Linked DNA regions of Homo sapiens: region 1 is linked to region 2. A link is a loop called in an ENCODE intact Hi-C map of the cell type or tissue named here. Cell type or tissue: natural killer cell. All regions are shown on one strand. Each heading gives the region's core, and the rest is flanking DNA. Links, peaks and the distances in the headings are about the cores only.

Region 1 (10,852 bases), core at 3,958-6,457, 120 kb after region 2:
GAATTCAGACCCACTACTTAAAAAATAACTTCAATCCAAAACCCAATCAATACCAAACCAGACAAAGACATAAGAAAACTACAGACAAATATTCTTCATGAACATAGACAGAAAATATCTCCCCACCAAATGTTAGCAAATTAAATCCATCAATACAGAAAAACAGATAATACCTCATGATCAAGTAGTGTTTATCCAAGGATTGATCTCAATAGATGCATTAAAAATTTTTGATAAAATGCAGATCCATTTACGATTTAAAAAAAAAAAAAACTCTCAGGAAACTAAGAATAGAAAGAAATATCCTCAACCTGATCAAGCACATCTATGAAAAACCCACAGCTAACATCATACTTAATGGTAAAAGACTGAAAGCTTTTCCCCTAAGAAGAGGAACAAGATGTCTTCTCTTGCCACTTCTATTCAACATTGTACTGGAGGTTCTAACCAGAGCAATTAAGCAAGGAAAAGGAAATAGAAGACATAAATATTGAAAAGGAAGAAATAAAACTGTCTTTATTCACAGACACCATGATCATTTAACCAAAGAATCCCAAAGAGTGTACAAACAAGCTACTAGAACTGAGTTTGGCAAAGTCATAGGATACAGAGTCAGTATACGAAAATTAATTGCATATCAATTGGAAACAGAAATTTAATAACAGTACCATTTATAATAGCATAATAAATATGAAATACTTAGGAATAAATTTACAAAATATGTGCAAGATGTGTATGCTGAAACTACAAAACATTGATGAAATAAAGAGGACCTAAAAAAACTGGAGAGGCATTCTGTTTTCATGGATCAGAGACTCAATAGGGTCAAAATGTCAGTTCTTCTCGAATTGGTCTATAGATTCCACACAATCTCAACCAAAAAGACAGCAGGCTGCTTTGTAGAAAATGACAAGCTGATTCTAAACTTTCTATGGAAAAAGTAAAGGACATAAAAGAGCCAAGGCAATTTTTCAAAAGAACAAAGTTGGAGGACCTACATTTTAACTTCAAGACTTATTACTAATCTACAATAAACAAGGCAGCGTGGTGTTGGCATAAGGCTAAATATATAGATCAACAGAACAGAATAGAGGTCTATAAGTAGACCCATATATATGTGGTCACTTGATTTTTGACAAAGGTGCAAAAGCAATTCAGTGAAGAAAGGATAGTTTTTTCAACAAATGTTACTGTGACAATTTGACATCTATATGCAAAAAAATAAATAAATAAATAAGCCTCAGCCCTTACCTTGTATCATATACAAAATTAACTCAAAATGGCTCATAGACATGAGTGTAAATCTAACACTATAAAGCTTCTAGAATAAAACATGAGAGAAAACTCTTTGTTCTCAAGAGTTTGCTTCTTTGCCTCTCTTTGCCTCAAGTTAGGCAAAGATCTATTAGATATGACTCCAAAAAGCATGAACAATAGAAGAAAATTGAACTTCATGAAAATTACTAACTCTTCAAAAGATAAGACTAGAAAAATGAAAAGGAGAGCCACAGACTAGAAGAAAATATTTGCAAATCACATATCTGATAAGAGGCATGTATTCAGAATATATAATTAACTCTCAAAACTCAATCATAAGAAAACAAACAACCCAGTTTAAAAATCGGCAGCAAGGATGAATAAGTTCTAGAGATCTGCTGTACAACATAGTGCTTATAGTTTACAAGACAGTATTGTGCACTTAAAAACTCAAGATGGTAGATCTCATGTTAAGCATTCTTACTACAAAAAAAGGGGGGAAATGCAAGAAAATTTTTGGTGGTGATGGATATGTTTATTACCTTGATTGTGGTGATAGTATCATGAGAGTATGCATATGTCCAAACTCATCAAGTTGTATACATTAAACGTGTGCAGTTTTTATATGTCTATTATACCTCAATAAAGCTTTTAAAAAATGGGCAAAAGATTTGAATAGACACTTCACCAAAGAAGAGATACAGATGACAAATAAGCACATGAAAAGACACTTCACATCATTCATCATTAGGAGAATGCAAAGTAAAAACTACATTGAGATAAAATACACATCTATTAGAATCGCTAAAATTAAAAGGAGTGACATTATCCAAGTATTAGCAAGGATGAAGAGCAACTAGAATTTTTATGCATTGCTTGTGGGAGTTCATAATAGTACAGCTGCTTTGGAAACAGTTTAACAGTATAGAGGAGGAAAAATAATCTCTTTCTCTACCAATTCTAGTTTCATGGCTGAGACCCCTGTAACAAAAGCCAGATTAACAAGAGAAAAGCAAACAAGTTTATTTAATATAAGTTGTACATGACAAGGAAGGCTTCGTCAAGAAATGAAGACCCAAAGAAATAGTTAAACCCGAGTATATTTCATAGTAGGTTTGATGAAGAGTGGACAATCACGGAGAAATATGATAGAAAGACAAAAGGGTATGATCTAATGGTAACAAACTGGGGGAAACTTTGCAAGCTCTGTTTGTTCAGATTTCATTCTGTGTCCCTTTGTCTTCAGAGATAAGGCTGTTCCTTTCCTCCAAGTATAGGGAAGGCACCTCTCACATGAAGGTCCTATGACCTATTTCAGGGGAAGAGCAGAAAACCTAGGAAGGATTTTGTTCAAAAGAACAAAGTTGGAGGGCCTACAACTTTGGATTTCCTTCCTAGGTTTTCTGACCTGCTTCAGAGGGAAAGGGCAGGGGGAAGATGGGAGTGACTTTCCCATTTCTGCTGTTTTCTCAAATGCAAAGATGCCATATTTTGAAGTAGCATGTACTGAACCCCATTAGCAGTTTTTTATAAAGCTAGAGATACACTTACCATATGACCCGGTAACCCAATGTCTAGGCATTTACCCAAAAGAAATGAAGATACACATTCACACAAAAGCCTGTAAGTAAATGTCTATAGCAGCTTCACTAATTATCACTCAAAGCTGGGAACAACCCAAATGTCCATCAGCTGGAGAATGGATAAACAAATTGTGACACATCCATACAATGGAATATTACTTGGCAATACAAAGGAATGAACTAACACATGGATGAATCTCAAAAGCACTGGAGGTTAAGGCAGGAGGATAGCTTGAGCCCAGAAGTTTGAGACCAGCCTGGGCAACATGGCAAGACTCTACCTCCACCAAAAAAAAAAAAGTTTAATTAACAGGGCATGGTGCCATGTGCCTGTAGTCCTAGCTACTCAGGAGGCTGAGATGGGAGGATTGCTTGAGCCCAGGAGTTGAAGGCTGCAGGGAGCTATGATTCTGCCACTGCACTCCAGCCTGGGTGACAAGAGTGAGACCCTGCAGAAAAGAAGAAAGAAAAGGAAAGAAAGAGAAGAGAAGAAAAGAAGAAAGAAAGAGAAAAAGAGAAGGAGAGAGAGAGAAAGAGAGAGAAGGAGTGACAGAGAGAAAGGGAGAAAGAGTGAAGGAGAGAGAGGAGAGAGAGAAAGAGAGAAAAGAAGTGACAGAGAGAAAAGGAGTGACAGAGAGAAAGGGAGAAAGAGTGAAGGAGAGAGAGGAGAGAGAGAAAGAGAGAAAAAGGGAAAGAAAGAAAAGACAGAAAGACAGAAAGAAAAAGAAAGAGAGAAGGAGACAGAAAGAGAGAAGAAAGAAAAAGAAAGAAAGAAAGAAAGAAAGAAAGAAAGAAAGAGAAAAGAAAGAAAGAAAGAGGAAGGAAAGAAGGAAGAAAGGAAGGAAGGAAGAAAGGCGTTATGCTAAATGAAAGAAGTCGACCTAAAAGAGTATATATTCTATGATTCCATTAATATGACATTCTGAAACTGCAAAACTGCTGGAATAGAAGATAGATCAGAGGCTGCCAAAGGTTGTGTATGGAGAGAGCAGACTGACCACAAAGAAGCACAAGAGAACTTATTGGGGTAATAAAAATATCCTGTCTTGATTGTGTTGGTGGTGACATAATAGGATATGTTTGTTGAAACTTATTTGCACTTTTAAAAGGAGAATTTTACTGTTTGAAAATTATACCTCAATAATCCTCACTTAAAAGAAGTTAATCCTATCTGTGAGCCTGAGGTAGAGAGGAGATCTATGAGGCTTTTCTTCCTTAATTTGCCTTCCATAATGATGGTATGCATGGTTGAGAGGAGTGTCTCACATTCATGAAAGACCTCCGTCCTTGCTTTGCTTGCCAGAATGCCAACTACATGGGAAGTTTGCCTTTTGGGTAACAGTAGGGCAAAGTGGATGTAGGGAAGAATGAGGGAAAGGGAGGAGAGTTAGCATTGCATAGCAGTTTAGAGCACAGATGTTGATAACAAGACCGATGTGGGTTCAAATTCCAGCTTTGCTATTTCTGAGCCGTGTGACCTTGGGTAACCTACTTAGTGTCTCTGAGCCTCGGTATCCTCATTTCTAAGACAGGAGCAGTAATACCGAGCTATCTCCCAGGGTCCCTGAGCAACTCAAATAAGCTAATATATGTGAAAGTATCTGGCACACATGTATAACACATGTGAGAGGGGATAATAAAAGAGGTAATGAATGTGAAAGTACTTGATAGATGATAACCATTCTTATTCCTAAATCAAAAGATGATCTGGGGTAGAAGGAGAGCAGTCTGGCTGATAGGAAAGATATGTGGGCGGTGTTGATGCCTCCCACCTGCAACCACATACAACTCTACTCTCCACTTCTGGCATTACCCATTTAGTGGGTGACCTACATTCCGGAATTTCCAGGACAGCCACAGATCTAGTCCTTCCCCTCAGGGGACCACGTGTCAGAGTTGGGGAAAGAGAGGGACTGTGGTCAAAGAACATATTCCTGGCCTCCCTGACCTGCACCCTCTGCATTTCTCTCCTTTCCTCTACTCGTCTTCAGTGGGGATTTGCTCAGACTTCTTTCATGTGAAATCAAACAGAACTAGAAAGGTAAATCTCCTGGGTGCAAAAAAAGGAAACAAAAAATCACCAGCTCCGTACAATACATTTGAACACCAAATAGAAATGGTTGAGAGATCACTGCCATTCTAGTTATCTGTGACACCCCTCCCCTCCCCACCACATCCCTTCTCCCGTCCTCCCCCATCCTCTCCCCCATCCTTTCTCCAGAGGTGGCTAGAGTTGAAAAAACATTTGTCTCTCAGCTGATCATCTGGGACTGAGGAGAAAGAGGAGAAAGCGAATGAATTATTTAAGTTCTGCAGTGTGTGTGTGTGTGTGTGTGTGTGTGTGTGTGTGTGTGTGTAGGGGGTTCAGCACCCCCCCCCTTTAATTAATGAACAATCTGGCCCATTGCTCCTCCCGTAAGTATGCAAAATAACTTCTTCATTTGAAATCCCTGTTGTTGAATGTACTCCTTGGGCACAATCACATTGCCGCCCCTTGTTCTGCATAAGAAACCGCTGTTTCCAAGATAAGAATCTTTTCATTTAGCTGTCATGAGCTCATCCTTTTTCCTGTGCATTGTGGCTCCTTCTCCTTTGAGTCAATACCCAAACAATGACTGCCTGTGCTCTGGCACCCTCCTACCCCCAGCCCCGGAAGACAGAAGGCTGAGGCCTCCGGAAGCCTGCCTAGGCAGGCAACCCAAATTCTTTTCAGGCCTCAGATGTCAAGAGGGCAAGCAATAAGAAGATCTGAGACCCCTGAAAATCTACTGGCTTTAAAGTAGACCCTGGGAAAGAAACTCTGAATAGTATGATGTGTGTGGTAGGGGGCGGACAGGCGCTGCCCTGAGATCATGAACTTAAACAGTCTGGGAAATGTAAGGAGAGGGAATAAGGACCCACAAATGTGCAAAGCTGCTGTGTCTCTCTTCCTCTGTCCCTGATCAGCAGACTGCATCCTGTCCCTGCCCTTTGGTTTGGAACAACCACGCCCACAGCAGAAACCACACAATGGCACTTGCACTCCAATGAGAAACTAGAGAGGCCTCAGATTCTGTGGAGTCCAAACCCTTTCCTCATTCTGTATGCGGGTAAATTGAGGCTTAGGGAGGGGAAGCAGCTTGCCTAACAGCACTCAGATCGTTGAAGAGGTGGGTGCTAAAACTCCAGACTCATGCTGTTTATTCTACCACACATGGCTGCCTCTGGAGGGAATCAATAACATTTGTGTACAAAGCACTGAGGAAAAAGACAAGATAGGAGATTAAATTAGATCACAGTAAGCTACAAAGCCTATACAAACAGTAGGGGTTTTATTGCTAGCTTCCTCATTTATAGGCATTGTTTTCAAAAGATCCAGGAGAATAACAAAACTTAACCTTTACCAGTGAAAAAGGACTCTGCAGAAGGCAGTGAGTTTCCAAGACAAAATGTATGTAGTCACTTTACCTTGGGGAATGGGGCTACGTGGTCACATCAGCTCAGCACTCGCTCATTATTTCCACTTTGGGGAGAGGAAATAATGCACCAAAGAAGCTTTAATTAAGCTATAGGTAACTAACATGTGTCCAGCAGGAGGCCTGGGGCACTGAGGCCCACAAGAAATAAGAATAAGAAAGGTCCTGCCTTTAGAGAGGTTATAAGCTGTTCGATAAGCTGTCTGGTCTCTGCAATTTGATCAGAAGCCCCTTCAGGGCCAAGCCCGTGTATCCCTGGTAACTTCCAGGAGAGGAAAGAGTTCCCAGCAGGCGCCCCCTTGCTGATTGGCTGGTTAAGTGGCTAGAAAAGACCTCTCACGCTGATTCTGTTGTGTTCCCAGTGCAGCTTTTTCTCCACGTTTGGTGTAAAGGAACCTTTATTACATTTCAAACAAACGGTTCCCCTGTGGCCCTGAGAAAGCTCCAGTGATTCCCAGAATGTCTGGCCACCTGTGGCCTTCAAGGTGGCGGAGAGCATTTTCCTCTTAGCCACCAGAAGAAGTAATGTTTCAATGCCAGTAATGATGTTGCTAAGAAAAACCACAGTCAGAAGGAAAGTTTTCCCTCACCCTCCCATCAGTTTGGGGGCAGTCAGAAATCTCACATCCTAGATAGAAAAGCAGCAGAAGAGGAAGTAGGAGACTTGGGTGCCCATCCTAACTTGGCCCCTTATTAGTGGTTAGACTTCAACAAATCACTTCTATCTCTTGGCCTCAGTCTTTTCATCTGTAAAACGAGGGCATTGACTTGAGCAAAGTTTCCCAAACTAAGGTTTGGAAGTCTGAATCTTTTCAATTGTGGGGTTGGAGTGAGGGGTAGATATAATATAATAAAAGAGATACTTGGTAGCAAAAAGACAAGAAACAATGGACTGGATGAACATTTTTTGTTATAATATTTCATGATTCCAGGAAATCCAGTTTTTGTTCATGGGATTGGCTTTAAAATGAAACAGGTGTTTGTTATTTAAAACAACTTCACTTCCAATTAAATTGGGCAAATTGAACACATGCACTTATCTGAGCTCCTTCCTGAGATCCCACAAAAAAAGAACAGGGGATTAAAAGGCCAAATGCAGTGAGTACAAAGGAAAAAGGGGGAGAGGCTATAATAAGCAAGAAGCACACACGCGTGCATGCGTGTACATGTGCAAATATGGAAACTAGAGAATGGCTAAATGAGTGGTTTAGCAGATTAGAAAAAGCCAAAACCCAAGGATGCGGTTTATACTCCAAACCTCAAAAAGCTCAGGTTTTGAGGGTACCAGTTATCTCTGAAAGTGGGAGTTTTGGTATGGAGTTGAAAACAGGATGATAGATTGAACATGATGATAAGAAACAGCCCCCAAATCCCTCCCTCCATCCCAGCAGGGGAGAAAACATTTAAACCAAGCACAGCTGAGGGCCCACTGAGAAGCTATGTTGAAAACTGGGATTAAGTTGGAGTCTGCCTTCTGAACATTGAGACCTCCAGTCCCCATCCTTGACTCAGTTCCCAAAATACTGACAGCCAGGTTACACATGCCAAGCGGAAGATTGGAAGATTCCACTCTGGGAAACTGACTGAACCCAGAGAAATAATTCAGATGATACTGAAGAAGCAGGCAGGATGTCAAATGATGTAGGGTTTTGTAGGCCATATTATAGTTTTTGGATTTAGCCTAAGGACCAGAAAGTCATTCAGGGGTTTTAAGCAGGGGAACAACATGATCGAATTTGCATTTTTTAAAGATGAAAAAGGAGCTAGTGTGGATTTTCAAAAAGTGAAGACCCTGTACCACATTTTGACCAGTTTCAGAGAGGAGGGGAGCTGTGCAGAGATGTGCTGGAGGAGTGCCTATTGGTGACCAAAGACATGGGATGCTGAAGCGATACAGAATGCCACCTGGAAGTTCGTTGGTAATGTGCCTGATCCTGTTTGAGAATGTAGATCACTGGTGGTGGGGTGTTGAAGTGGTAGGTGGGAGAGTAGACTCATGTGGTTTAGAGACTGTTTACATTAATTGAGCAAATAAGTGAAGATTATATTGAAGATAAGTGGCAGGCTTCTCACTGTTGGAGAAGATACTAAAAACAGAAAGGAGGAAGACCAGACCGAATGTTAACATTCTGGGTTGAAATTGGAGGTTTGGGTATAAATTCATGTTTTAAATATATATACTCAGAGAGATATAAAAATAGTTATAGATGTACATATGTGTATATATGCACATGTATGTATTAATATATACATACATATATTTTCCAGCCCTGTCTGCTAAGAGCACCTGCAAGCAATAATAGCCCAGCAGCAATGAGCCCACCAAGAGCTCAGATAATAGTTTTCATATACCACCCTCCACTAAAGAAAAAGTGCTCAAAGAATAATGGGAACAAGTCAAAAGGACACCGAGACCACCTTGAAAGGGGCTCCCAGTGGTCAAATCTGGGAAAATTTGAGCATCAAAATAAACGTTGATAGTAATGGATCGCAACCAATTATACAAAATAGGACTCCATGAGTCCATATTGACATACATACATACATAAATAATAAATAAATAAAGGATAGGGCAGACTATATCTACAAAGATACCCACCACAATATATTCTATCCTATAGGCTGTTCTTACAATGTGATGTTAACAATCTTCCCATCAAGTGGTAAGAGCTATGTCCCCATCCATTGACCCTAGATGGATATTTATGACTGCCTCAACCAACAGAATACAATGGAAATGAAAGCTGTGTGACTTCTGAGGTTGTATTAGAAAAAGGCCATGCACTTCCACCTTGCTCTCTTGGGATACTTGCTGTTAAATCTCAACCCCAATGCTGGGATGAAATCAAGCAGCTACATAGCAAGGCCTCATGTGAGGGTTCTGGCTGGCAGCCTCAGCTGAGGTCCCAGTCAAAAGACAGCAACAACTAGTCAGTCATGTGAGTGATGAACCACCTTGGAACTGGATCCTCTAACCCCAGCTGACTGCCCCAGCTAAAATATCACCTTGCCTAGATTGCAGATTCATGAGCTAAATTCTTGTTGTTTTAAGCCAGTAAATTTGGGTCTAGCTTGATGTACAGCAATAGATAACTGGAACAGAGGAGAAGCCCTTCTGTTCCATACAGTAGAATGCCAACTAATAAGTGTAGAAAGATTGATGGGAATGAGAATCAATATTTGGCCACCATAACATAACTGAATTAACTGCCTGGTTGATTCAGGCAGTTAAGGGTGGTGGGTAGAAGATCGATGAGAAACAGGATGTTGGCATAATCTGGGAATATCTCCCCACAAAATACTGATCAATTACAAAGAGAAAAAAAAGGGACATTGTTATGCTAGAGAAACCTGCAGACACCAATATACCCCGTGATTAGAGTTAACACTACCAGTGACAGGATAGGTTGGCATTGTGTGCTCTCTGATGCAATGCACCAAGAAGAACACAGCATCATTTCTAGGGTATTCCTGCCAAGAAAATGTGGCCTGAGTCTAGTCATAAGGAAACGTGGCTCATCCTACAAAATGTAAAATCAGTAGTTGCTAAAACTGTTGAGGACATGAAAGACAGGAAAAATCTATGGAACTCTCTCCGATTGAAGGAGCCTGAAGAGATACGACAACTAAATACTAGATGGACACTGATGACAACTAATTGCTGGTAACTAAGTGTTCCTGGATGGAATCATGGACCAGAAAGGAAAAGGAGACATTGTTGGGACAGTTGGCAAAGTTTTAATTGGGTCTGCAGATTGAGTGGTAGTGTTGTACCACTGTGGATTTCCTGACCTGGAGAGCTGTATGCTGGTAGGTTAGGAGAGTGGACTTGCTAGGGGAAAGACACACTGGAATATTTAAGGATCATAGAACATCATGTCTTCAGCTTACTCTCAAGTGGTTCAGAAAAAGACTAATGTGTATATATATATACACATTAATATAATAATGTTTATATATTATTTATATATGTAATAATGTTTATATATATATGAGAAAGAGGGAGCAAATGCAGTAAAATGTTAACAAGAATCTAGGTGAAACAGATATGGAAGTTATTTGCACTGCATTTGTAACTTCTCTGTAGGTTTGAAAATATTTCAATATGCAGTATTTTTTAAAACCACACAATTGCTTATTTTACCAAACCATTTCAGATCAAAGACTCATTGCTTAATTTCAACTACTCAACCAATTTTATTCTTCAGGGCAAAGGGGTAAATATACGGCATGCATAACCCCAAACCACAGATATGCAAATCACATTGCAAACCAGGCCCCAATTCATACTAATTCATCAACGTTTCCATGCCTAGTGCTACATCAGCACTCTCAACTCCAACCAAGATACCAGGGTTCACCAACTTCACTTGCAACATTGCAGGTGCTCATTGCACAAAACAGCCCCACCCTCGATATGATGTAACAAAAAGGTTCTCCTTTGTGGTAATAGTCTTTATCTATCATCTGTAAGTTTGGCAAAACTGTAACATCTGTCTCTTATGCCCTTCCCTTTTATTTTCTGCATGGCTCTTCCTTCTGTCACCTCATTTTCTG
Region 2 (10,852 bases), core at 3,383-5,882:
TCCATCTGTCAAATGGAATTGAACCAGATGACCCCTAAGGTCACGTCTAGGTTTAACATTCTATTCTCTAAACAAAAGCCAAATGTGTTTTAGAGAGAAACAGAGGGGAAATGAATTGAACTTATTTGTGCACAAGAACAAAGACCTGTTTCCTCAATCTCCCTCAATAAAGGAAATATTTTCATTCTTGACATTTTACAATAACTTAAGGGGGAAAATCATAGAATGGAGGAAGAGAGCTTCACAGTTACAACCTTTTAGAATATAGATGCCATTTAAATCAGATTATAAAAGCATTGAAATTTTAGAAAAACTGCCAGCCAAGGTTGAAAGTATCTTCTTAACCAAACTTGTCAACTCCTGAGGTCTCTGAGAGGTGACAGAATTTTGCATGTGGAAGCCCTGTCTGAGGTGCTAATTGTCTTCATTTCAAATGCCCTAGGCTATTCTCAAACCCAGGTAGATTAAAAGAATGATGCCAAGGGTGGTCAGTTTTATAGAGTGGCTCTGACATTTCAAAATCTTTTTCTCTGACCTTTCAAAACTAACTTTGTTCTTCCACTAGCTCATTTATAGGTGTGAATTCTCCTGTGACAGTGTTATGACAGTGTTACCTGTGGTGAGTTTACACATTCTCTCAGCACTTACTAAAATTCACTTCCTTTACAAAAATGATTAAAGAAAAAAATTGTTTTTTTTACAAAAGAGCACCTCCTTTTGATAATCTCTGGGTTTACCTATGAGGCCAATCTTTCTAAATGCCCTTTTTAAGTGAGAAGCCAGAGACAGGGTTGTTGTGTGTGTTTATTTAAGCCTGTCTTAAATATTTTTATTATTTCAACCAACACTTATGAGCATCTACCATATGCCAGACATTATAGTAGGTACTTAGGTTACAGAAAAGTACAGTATCTGCCCCTAAGTAGCTCATAGGTCCAGTGAAGAAGACAGACAAGCAAACAGACAATTATAATTCACTTAACAAGAGCTGAGATAGAGGAAAGGATGGGGCTCTAGGGACATAGTAGTGGCATATCTAACTCAACTTATATTCTAACTCGCACAATCTATTCGAGATGGAAAGTGTTTTTATCTTTCTGTCTGCTGTGTACAGGTTTTTTTTTTTTTATTGCACGAATTTTGCCTCCTTCGTGACTCAAAGGAAGTTCCCTCATTCTAGCTGAAACTCTGCATGCTTCTGAGGTTTCATTCTCGGAATAATAGCAACAGCTAATATTTGTTAACTGCATACTATATTCCAGGCATCCTGCTAAGCACTTTGAATGTATTATCTCATTTATTTATATCAACAACCCTGTGAAGCAAATACTATTATTAGTCTCATTTTACCGACAAAGAAACTGAAACCCAGAGAACCTAGGTAGCCTATTCAAGGTGGCACAACTGGTCAATGTCAGGCCCAGGATATGAACACAGGCCACTGACTGCAGAGCCTGTGCACTTCACCACTATCCTCTTCTGCCTCCCAACATTAATTCTGAGGTCACTGCACTGGATTGCTCAGGCTTCAGTCTCCTATCTAGCGACTGTAATCTGGACTTCTAGAATATTCTTCTTACATTTCAAGTGTCAACTGGTCCCATGCCCTGACTCATAGCATGTCTATATATAACTATATGTCTTATCAAATCAGATATACTATTTTAGCCTCATTCTCTTTATTTACTATGTCTTGGAAGGGTCTTCAGTTCACAGTCAAGTTTTGTTTCCTGGGTTTATGGGTCTGGAAACAGGATCATAAGCTCATCCATCCAAAGTAACAGAACACTGAGTAGTTTGGGTTTGGTTGGTTTGTTTTGTTTTGTTTTTAAAGTGATACGGATATTTTCTCTCCTGGGAAGACCTGGATACACAGATAAGGTCTTATCACCCCATTCTCCTTTTTGAATGTTTTCTAGACCAAATGAAGGCCACTCCTCATTAGTTTTTATCTTTTTCCATGAAGATAGATGTGATGGTATATGCGGTGTGCCTGGAGCCTAACAAATACACAATATTATTTTCTCCTACTAGCCTGTGAACTCCCGGAAGACAGAGATGATGTCATATTCCTCTTAGCACACCCAGAACCTAAAAGAGTACCTGGCACCTAGTTAGCTCCCTTCCTTTCCCCCTCTTTTTTCCCTTTATAGAGAGAACCCTCTGCAGAGAATGTGGCTTCTAATTTGCCTCAAGAAGTATATCATTTCTGACATTGACTTCTTTCACATTCATCACTTACCAACGTCTACCCTGTGGTCTGCCTCATTTTGGTTTATAGATATAACTCTTCACATCCCACACCTTGGCACCTGACACACAAATAAATCATCATGTACTTATTTGGCCTCATCAACCAGTTGCCTTTGGATCGCGACAGAATCTTCTTTCCGCCTCTCTTTATCCTGGGTGGGGGCCCTCAGGGTATGCTATCAGCACAAGAAAATATTACGTCTTTGTAAATGAGTCTGCGGCTTTTCATCTAAAAAATCTGTTCTCTTTCTTGAAAGCTCAAGAATAAAATTCCACCACTGGAGCTTTAATCGAAAAGATTAAAGTCCAAGAGACTCTTATTTTGTCTATATATTTTTGCCTGAACATTTTTAAAGAAATCTCTGATGTTTTCAAACACAGATGACCACTTTGATGTATACATCACAAATACCAAAATTTCGCGAAGGAATGGAATGAAGCGAACTATAAACATTTCCCTAAGCAGTTTTATAAATGCAAATGAAATATTATAACCCAGCAAACAAAACAGCTAGTGGTGAATTTCTAAATGCATTTTGTAGTTACATATGCAACATTGACATTATTTTGCTTTTCCTTCTCAGTAATAAATATTTCATGAAAAAAATGCTAGAATCATTGATCAGCGAGGAGTTAAATACTATGAGCCTTTTACAAAGCAAGTCATAAATGTTCTGAAGTTACAAAACTGTCTAGACGATATCAGGAATTGTAGTGGTAAAGGTATGAAATTTTCAATACTTGTCCAATCTTTTTCCTTCCTAGAACCAACATGGTTCACTGAAACTATCAAAATAAACATATATATCAAGCAAAAAATAAATGAGATTAAATCTCCTGTAACTTTTACTTACAGACAAAATCCTCAGATAGCTCATTGTCATCATTTTATAAACACTGGGGTATGGTTTAATGCTGCCTACCACAAAAGTAATCGTAGGTTTCTGCCTTGTGTTAAATTATTTTTATAATGTAGTGCAGAATAAAGAGTAAAATCTAAAATAGCAGATATAGACACAAGCAACAAAGTGCTGGAAAATGTCTCAAGTGAAGCTGTAATACCACATATTATTTTGAAGTAAAACAAAGCCAATTTTCCTAGCAACCTTTTTGTAGACTGCAGACACAATTCGGAACCATCTGGCTATCATGGAAGCTTTGGAACCCAAAATGGTATATACTGCACTTCTCTAAAATCCTTTAGCACTCACTGGCATTTAACATGTATTAAAACTACTAGCTTTCTACAGAGGTTGTTCCTGAAATTGTGTTCCCAAGGTTCATAGAATTTTAAGAAGGTAATATTGATTTTGAGGTATTGTCAATTTTACAAAGAGCCTAGTAAAATGGTCCATTTGCTGGGATTAGGCTGCATGTAATAATAATAATAATAATAGTAATAATAATAATAATGGAATTCATTGAATCCTCACCAAAATCCTAAATGAAAAATGGCAAGTGGCTGCTTTTAGGTTAGAATTATATTTGGTAAGAATTTGTATGAGAGAACTTTATAGTTATATAGGTTTCCTTAATTTTAAATGAACAAGCAATCTTTTATTAATTGATGTCATTTGACATGCATACAGAATATTTTAAAAGCTGGCATCTACAAGCAAAAAAATATGATGGAACAATTGATGAAAAGACTGCGAACTGTTTGGTGCATATTTACCTTATTTCTTCTAATAGAATACAAGGTCACTGAGGGTAATAACGATCACTTCCACAGAGTGAAGCATATTGCCCAGCTTATAACAATCCTGCCTTGAATGAATGCTGTTTACTTGATGTGTAAAGTAATAAAATAAGCTAGAGATTTCTAGTGGCATTGCTTACCTTTAAAATTATCACTCAGGATGATATGGTGCTTTTCCACAATTGCTTTATGCCCCAGAGAAGTTAGCCTAGACGGACCAGGATCTGACCTAGTAGAGTAATTCTTAAGTCCATTGAAGAGAGTGCCTCCAACAGTGAACCAAATAGGGAGTTGTGCTCAAAAAATTGTGCTAGGTCTCCTGGGATTATTAATACCCAGTGCAGCAACACTTACTATGTCTATTTCACTATTTCTGAACCCTTTTCTTAAACACCAAAGAATAAACAGTATAGAGAATGAGAAAAATCTGTTCAACAGCAACCTCATAAGGTCACAGGCTAGGGCTGTTGAGTATCATTAAGTGTATGTGAGTTTTAGTGCCAGTGGATGCACTGACTCTATCACATGCTAGAAGTGAAGAAACCACTGAAGAGTGTTGTGCAGCACCTGTACCACATAAGAAGCAGCCGCTACCATTCCGTGTTGAGTCTTTACAAAGCATGTGATAAGGAAGTTATGTGTTTCTTTGCCATTCTGTTGTAGATTTAGCACCATAATGTAAAAAACATCCCCGTTTGGCAACATGAGCCTGAAGTTTTCAAAATCTAATTTTCCCCTCCTTCCTCACTGGAAAAAAAAAAAAATATATATATATATATACTGTATATTGGACTTATACAGCTGCCACCTTATTCACTTAAAACAAAAACTGAATAATTCAGACAGACTTTAGGTAAGCAGTCAAGATGTGTCCTATCTTAATACTAAACTCAGATATAAACTTTTCGTAAGTCCAGTCTGCTGAATCAGCACAAGTCATGCCCACTGCCTAAATCATTGCCCTTATTTTGCAGTCTTGGTGACTAAGACAATAAATGGCCCTACTCAGTGGCAGCCTGGGTTATCGATCACATATCCCAAAATTTGGAATTTTTTTTTTTTATGAGACTGAGTCTTGCTCTGTTACCCAGGCCAGAGTGCGGTAGCATGATCTCAGCTCACTGCAACCTCCAGCTCCCGGGTTCCAGCAATTCTCCTCTCTCAGCCTCCTGAGTAGCTGGGACTAAAGGCACATGCCACTACACCCGGCTAATTTTTCTATTTTTAGTAGAGACGGGGTTTCACCATATTGGTCAGGCTGGTCTCGAACTCCTGACCTCAGGTGATCTGCCCACCTTGGCCTCCCAAAGTGCTGGGATTATAGGCTTGAGCTACCACACCCAGGCAAAATTTGAGATATTCTAAAAGAGCAGCTCCACAACCACCAGACTGCCACTATACCTCAAATTCCCTCCATCACAGTCATTTCTTTGGGTTTAGGTATTATGATCCCTGTTAAAATGCACATGTATCCCTCAGTAAGGGTAAAACCTTAGGTGGTGTGATATGATGGAGAGTACAGACATTGGAACTAGTAAAATTTCATTTTGAAGCCAGGCTTCACTAAGTCCCAAATTTGGGTATTACCACACCTGTAAATTGGGGGCAATAGTACCCACTTTGAAAACTATTAATATGGGTACCTATAATACCTTACAGTCATCAAAAGGGACAATGTCCTTAGAGTACCTAACACATAGTAAGCACTCTAATGGTAGCTCTTACTATGATTAATAATCTCATACACTCATGACCACAGGATCCAGAGCAGAACCCTGAAGATAGAGAAAGGGAACTAATACTTGTGGGGCTCAGAGACATTCAGTAAATTCTTTGGGGTCACACAGCTACTGAATAATAGATCAAGTAGTTGAACTCGTTTTCTCTGTCTCCAAAGCCCAGGTTTATGCCACAGAAACCTGCTGCCTTTTCTTGCATGTATGCAGCCTGGAAGAGAGTAGTGATCTGACAGCCTCAATGATTCATATTGTTTTGAAAAAGGTTGCCCCTGAAAGACTGTGTAATCATATTAAAATATATAAAAGCTATACACAGGGTGAGTCTGTTTTTATAAAGGCCTAAAAGCATGCCAATTAACAACAGAGTCCATTTTGAAGCCATAAAAGAAACAACTATAGTGAAATCTAGAATGACCTGCTGGTATACGAAAATGGATTATGCTGAAACATGTCCAAGTCTCATCTGTATCCCATCTTCCCAAAATTCCAAGGAGCTATCAGCCCACATGAGTATCATAAAACCAGCCCCCAATCCAGAAAACCTAGCTTTGGGTCTGACATCCCTAATGGATCCCTTCCTCTGAAGTGCTCCCCTCCAAAGTAACCAAGGACCTCCCAGTAATCATGACTCTGAGGGAAGTGAGAATGCTGGCGGGGCAAGGTCACTTTTGTTCTCTGTCCCCATTCCTGTGCCCATACCAAGCAGGTAGCCAGCCTCCACTCCCCTTCACCTCAGGGAACATTTGTCTTGTGAGCAGACAGGCTACAGCCTGGCTGTTTTCCAGAATCCTAAACAACTTGATAGGATTATGCATAGGGGAGAGGGGACAGTGACTTGGAAGGCAGAAATGCAGGAGGAAAGTTTCTGTTCATGGGACATTAGGGGACCTCAGGGAGACAGGATCTCAGGGAAATGGCTTCTTGGTACACAGAAGGCTGGCTTCCAGGCATCAGAGCTCCAAGCCTAGGTAGAAGCACCCTCCCCAACTCACCCCTCCTGCCCCACCACCCTGGAGCAGAAGATATGCTAACCTTCACGGGACCATGTGGACTTGGACTGTGAGGATAGAAAGGACAATCATGATGGATTGAAGGTCCTACAGAAGTGCCCCCAATTCTTGGGTAATTCCTCATAAGAGGAAGGCCCCTCCGGTAGTAAATGAGATTGAACTTCAGTGGGATGAAGGAAAGATGAAGATTTAAGCTTCCACCTCTGAGAAAATTTGCCCTGAGATACACACTACACAGAAGACACAGCAGTCCAGTGCACACTCTTTATTACTAGTTAGGATCAGAAAACCCCTGACAAAGGTTGATTTTGGTGAGCTGGGCGGGATCTTACAGGGAAACTTGAAGACATCTTTAGCTTGGACTGGAGGCAGATCTAACCCACCATCCCTGAGCTCTACCCTGGATCCCTCCTTGCCTTGCAGCAGCTGCCTTGGGGGAGCCTGCAGAGAACACGCCAAAGAGGAAGGGTCCAGGGGCATTCCCAAGAGTGCTCGCCCCTGTCCAGTTTTATTTTTAACCCAATTAGTCCTCTCAAGAGAAACACCATCCATAGCCCACAGCCCTTATGTCTGTCTGTCTGTCCTTGAAATCCATTTTGTTCTTCATCCACCTATTGACTAGAAAGGGACTTGGAATGGGGGCAGCCCGAGGCTGAGGGCTGGAGTGTGTAGTGAATACTCCTCAGAGCACTGTCTTTCTTCAAGACACCCCAGTGGTCTTTCAGGCAGGCTTACTGGCAGCCAGGAAAATATCTGTCCCTCTCAAAGGAGGAAATCAGCAGACAATCAGAAAAGCCCTGCCTGCACTTCTGTAAGACCACTTTCCTGAACTTTGCCACTGCTTATTTGTCTCACCTGCAAACCAATGAGACTAGCAGTTTGGTTACTCAAGACCTTTCATGCAAGTCTCTTTCACATTGCCCACAAAACTGCAAAAATGGATCTAGATGTTATTTAAATTGGTTTTACCTAAGGCAACACTACATGCAAGGCAAAGAAGATACCCCTGATCTAATTTGTATCCCAAATTATGCTCTCTCCTATCTTCTAACCAACTCAGCAACAAGGATTATGATGTGTGCACCAAATAATAACCTATAAGTCTAGCTCCTAACACATATTAGACAATAACTATTTAACAAACTAAACGAAATTCATCAAAGTTGCTACCATCTACAGAATTGAACACAACCCCCCAAACTCTTCCAAGTTAATTCCTTGTCCCAGTGGAAAAATTCAATTCTAACAAAACAATTCTGCTCTTCCTTTTCCCCCAATGAGTGTCAAATCATCTCTTCTTCTCTGACTTCCTCTTACTCCTCTCTGCTGCAGCCAGTAAGTCTGCAGTCAGTCTCACTTTCTTTTGGCTTTGGAAGATCTTCTAATGGAACAGGTTCAGCTTCTTCAGCAACAAGCAAGTTTGGTGGGGCTGAGATACAAAAACAGAACCTCACCTATAAAACCAACAAAGCAAAATGAAGAAAACATGAAGATTGCAGTAGTTTCAAAAGGAATAATAGCATTTTCAAGGAAGTGTGGTGATTCTAAAATTTGTTTCCAAAGGAATAACAGCATTTTCAAGGAAAAGTACTGTTCCTAAAATTCAACATATCTTCTAACTCTAAAATCACACAACTGCTCCCAGCCACATACATGGCTTTTTCAGGAAAAGGAGTGAAACAAAAAGGAAAAGAAAAGGCTTCATGACTTCAGCTTCTCCAGGGTATTAACCAATCAGCATCGGCCATCCAGAATCCACCACCTGCAAAATTTAAATGCAATCAGGAGAAATCAAAAGTAGTCCATCTCTGTTCAAGTAAATGAATAACATGAGAATATAAATGCATATATATTTGTATGTATGTGTATCCAAAACAACTTTTAAAATGGCTAATTTGGGTAATGGGATAATAAATTATTTTATTTAATTTTCTCCATAATTTGGGGTTCAATTTTTCTGTGAAGTAAATAAGTTATACTTTAATCAGAAGAGGGTCTTAGGAAATTGCTTTCTCTTTGAAGTGTGTCCATTCTTACTTACCTTCCTGAAATCACTGAGTTTGTCCTCCACTCTCAAATGGCACACAGGCTTTCTTGCATTTATAGCAGGCCGTACGCCATGAAAAATTAATGGCTTTACACCATGGGCATTTCCAATTCACTGGAACTGGAAATGAGGCAGGCTTCTCCTGCTGCTGGGATCCCGAGACTTTATTCACTTTTGGTTTCTTGGCCTTCTGCCTCTGAGGTTGCCATTTCTTTGGGCTTTCTCTGACACCATGGCTCCTGCTGTCCCCCAGGGGAGTGCCCTGGGGCCTCTCTGGACCTTCTTCTGGTTTGCAGCTCCTGCTAAACACCAGGGTGGCCATCCCCTGGGCCCTCTCTCGGCTTCCTTCCTGGCTATAGCTTCTGTTGTCTCCCTGGAGGACAATCCTCTGGGGCCCCTCTGGGCCTTCTTCCTTGATATGACTTCTGCTGTCCCCCAGGGGAGTGTCCTGGGGCCTCTCTGGACCTTCTTCTGGTTTGCAGCTCCTGCTAAACACCAGGGTGGCCATCCCCTGGGCCCTCTCTGGGCTTCCTTCCTGGCTATAGCTCCTGTTGTCTCCCTGGAGGACAATCCTCTGGGGCCCCTCTGGGCCTTCTTCCTTGATATGACTTCTGCTGTCCCCCAGGGGAGTGTCCTGGGGCCTCTCTGGACCTTCTTCTGGTTTGCAGCTCCTGCTAAACACCAGGGTGGCCATCCCCTGGGCCCTCTCTGGGCTTCCTTCCTGGCTATAGCTCCTGTTGTCTCCCTGGAGGACAATCCTCTGGGGCCCCTCTGGGCCTTCTTCCTTGATATGACTTCTGCTGTCCCCCAGGGGGACAGTCCACTGGGGCCTCTTTGGACCTTCTGGTTTGCACCTCCTGATAAACACCAGGGTGGCCATCTCCTGGGCCCTATCTGAACATCCTTCCTGGCTGTAGCTTCTGCTGTCTCCCTGGGGGACCGTCCCCTGGGGCCCCTCTGGACCTTCTGATTTGTGGCTCCTGCGAAACACCAGGGTGTGCATCCTCCGGGCCCTCTTTGGACCTTCTTTCTGATTTTGTCTCTCTCTGTTCCCCAGGGGATCCATCCCCTGGGGTCCTTCTGTACCTTCTTCCTGGGAGTGGCATCCGCTGCTCCCCAGTGGGGCTGTCCCCTGGGGACTCTCTGACAGCGGGTTGTGGCACCCACTGTCCCCGGGGAGGGGCATTCTTTGGGACCTCTCTGAACCTTCTCCCTGGCTGTGGCTTCTGCTGTCTCCTAAGGGGAATGACCCCTGAAGGATTTTGGAATCTTCCTCCTGGATGTAGCTTCTCTGGTACCACAGAGGGGCCATCTCCTCCTGGAAGCCCACTGCAGGCCACGGGCAAGGTGGGTGGATCTCAGTAGGAGGCATCTGAAGTGGGACTGCTGCTGCTTCTGCCCCCGTGACTACAGCAGGTGGTAGAGGTGGCAAGGATGGGAATTTCATTGGGAATGGTGGTGGGTGTGGGAATGGATGTGGCACTGGCAGAGGGGGTTGCATGCCCTGGGCCCAGGGACTCAGAGGTCCTGGCACATAAAGAACATCTGTCGGGGTTGGCATCTGGGCATTAGCATGTGTCCCCATGGCCACCATATCGCTCTGCTGCTCTGTAGCCAGGGGACATGCCGCAGCCCCATTCTGCTCTGCTTGCGGCCCAGACATTATTTCATGGGCCAGTGGAGCGGCCTGGGGAAACCTCTCGATCTGGAGCAGCCTCCCGTACAGCCCATCACGCTCATTCAGCGCCTGCTGCAGGGCAGCCTGCGCGAGGTGCAGCTGTGTTGCCGCCACCTCATGCTCCAGGCGCAGCTGCTGCAGCTGGGACGTTAGAGCCCAGGAGGTCGCCTGGCGCTCCTCCGCATGCCTTTGCAGCCGCCGAACGTGGTGCAGCAGCTCCTCCCGCTGCCTCGTGGCCACTCGCACGCTCAAAGCCAAAGCGCTCCAGGTACAGGCCCTCTTGATGGCGCGCGGCACCTGAGAGTCGGCCACAATGGCCTGAAGGCTGTCCTCTACCTCGTTCCACGGCCGCGAGCGGAAGGCCACGTAAAAGGCTGGGCCGCTGCCGTCCATGAGGACTTCATTGTTAATGAACCTGATCACATC

The links. Hi-C counts contacts between places; a loop is a spot of excess contacts. Peaks named below come from ENCODE experiments on the same cell type or tissue, not always from the same donor. Only the 100,000 strongest peaks of a DNase experiment are listed, where the experiment ranks them.
Region 1: it touches region 2 in a loop (6-fold over the local background); 9 of 110 quality-filtered maps call a loop at or near these places.

What each region holds. Positions count from the first base shown.
Region 1 is chrX:124,212,654-124,223,505 of GRCh38, reverse strand. No RefSeq gene overlaps it. Among named protein-coding and RNA genes, the nearest start is that of TEX13D, 110 kb to the left of the region's middle. RefSeq lists an enhancer at 4,769-6,529. In natural killer cell, for the core only: no CTCF peak of the experiment used is centred there; DNase peaks (open chromatin) are centred at 4,655, 4,955, 5,455 and 5,815; H3K27ac peaks cover 2,455 bases.
Region 2 is chrX:124,332,963-124,343,814 of GRCh38, reverse strand. It overlaps TEX13D (TEX13 family member D), which reads right to left. Exons shown (of 1, transcript NM_001355534.2): 1 at 6,952-10,852. The coding sequence ends at 8,753. Among named protein-coding and RNA genes, the nearest start is that of TEX13D, 5.7 kb to the right of the region's middle. In natural killer cell, for the core only: no CTCF peak of the experiment used is centred there; a DNase peak (open chromatin) is centred at 4,524; H3K27ac peaks cover 758 bases.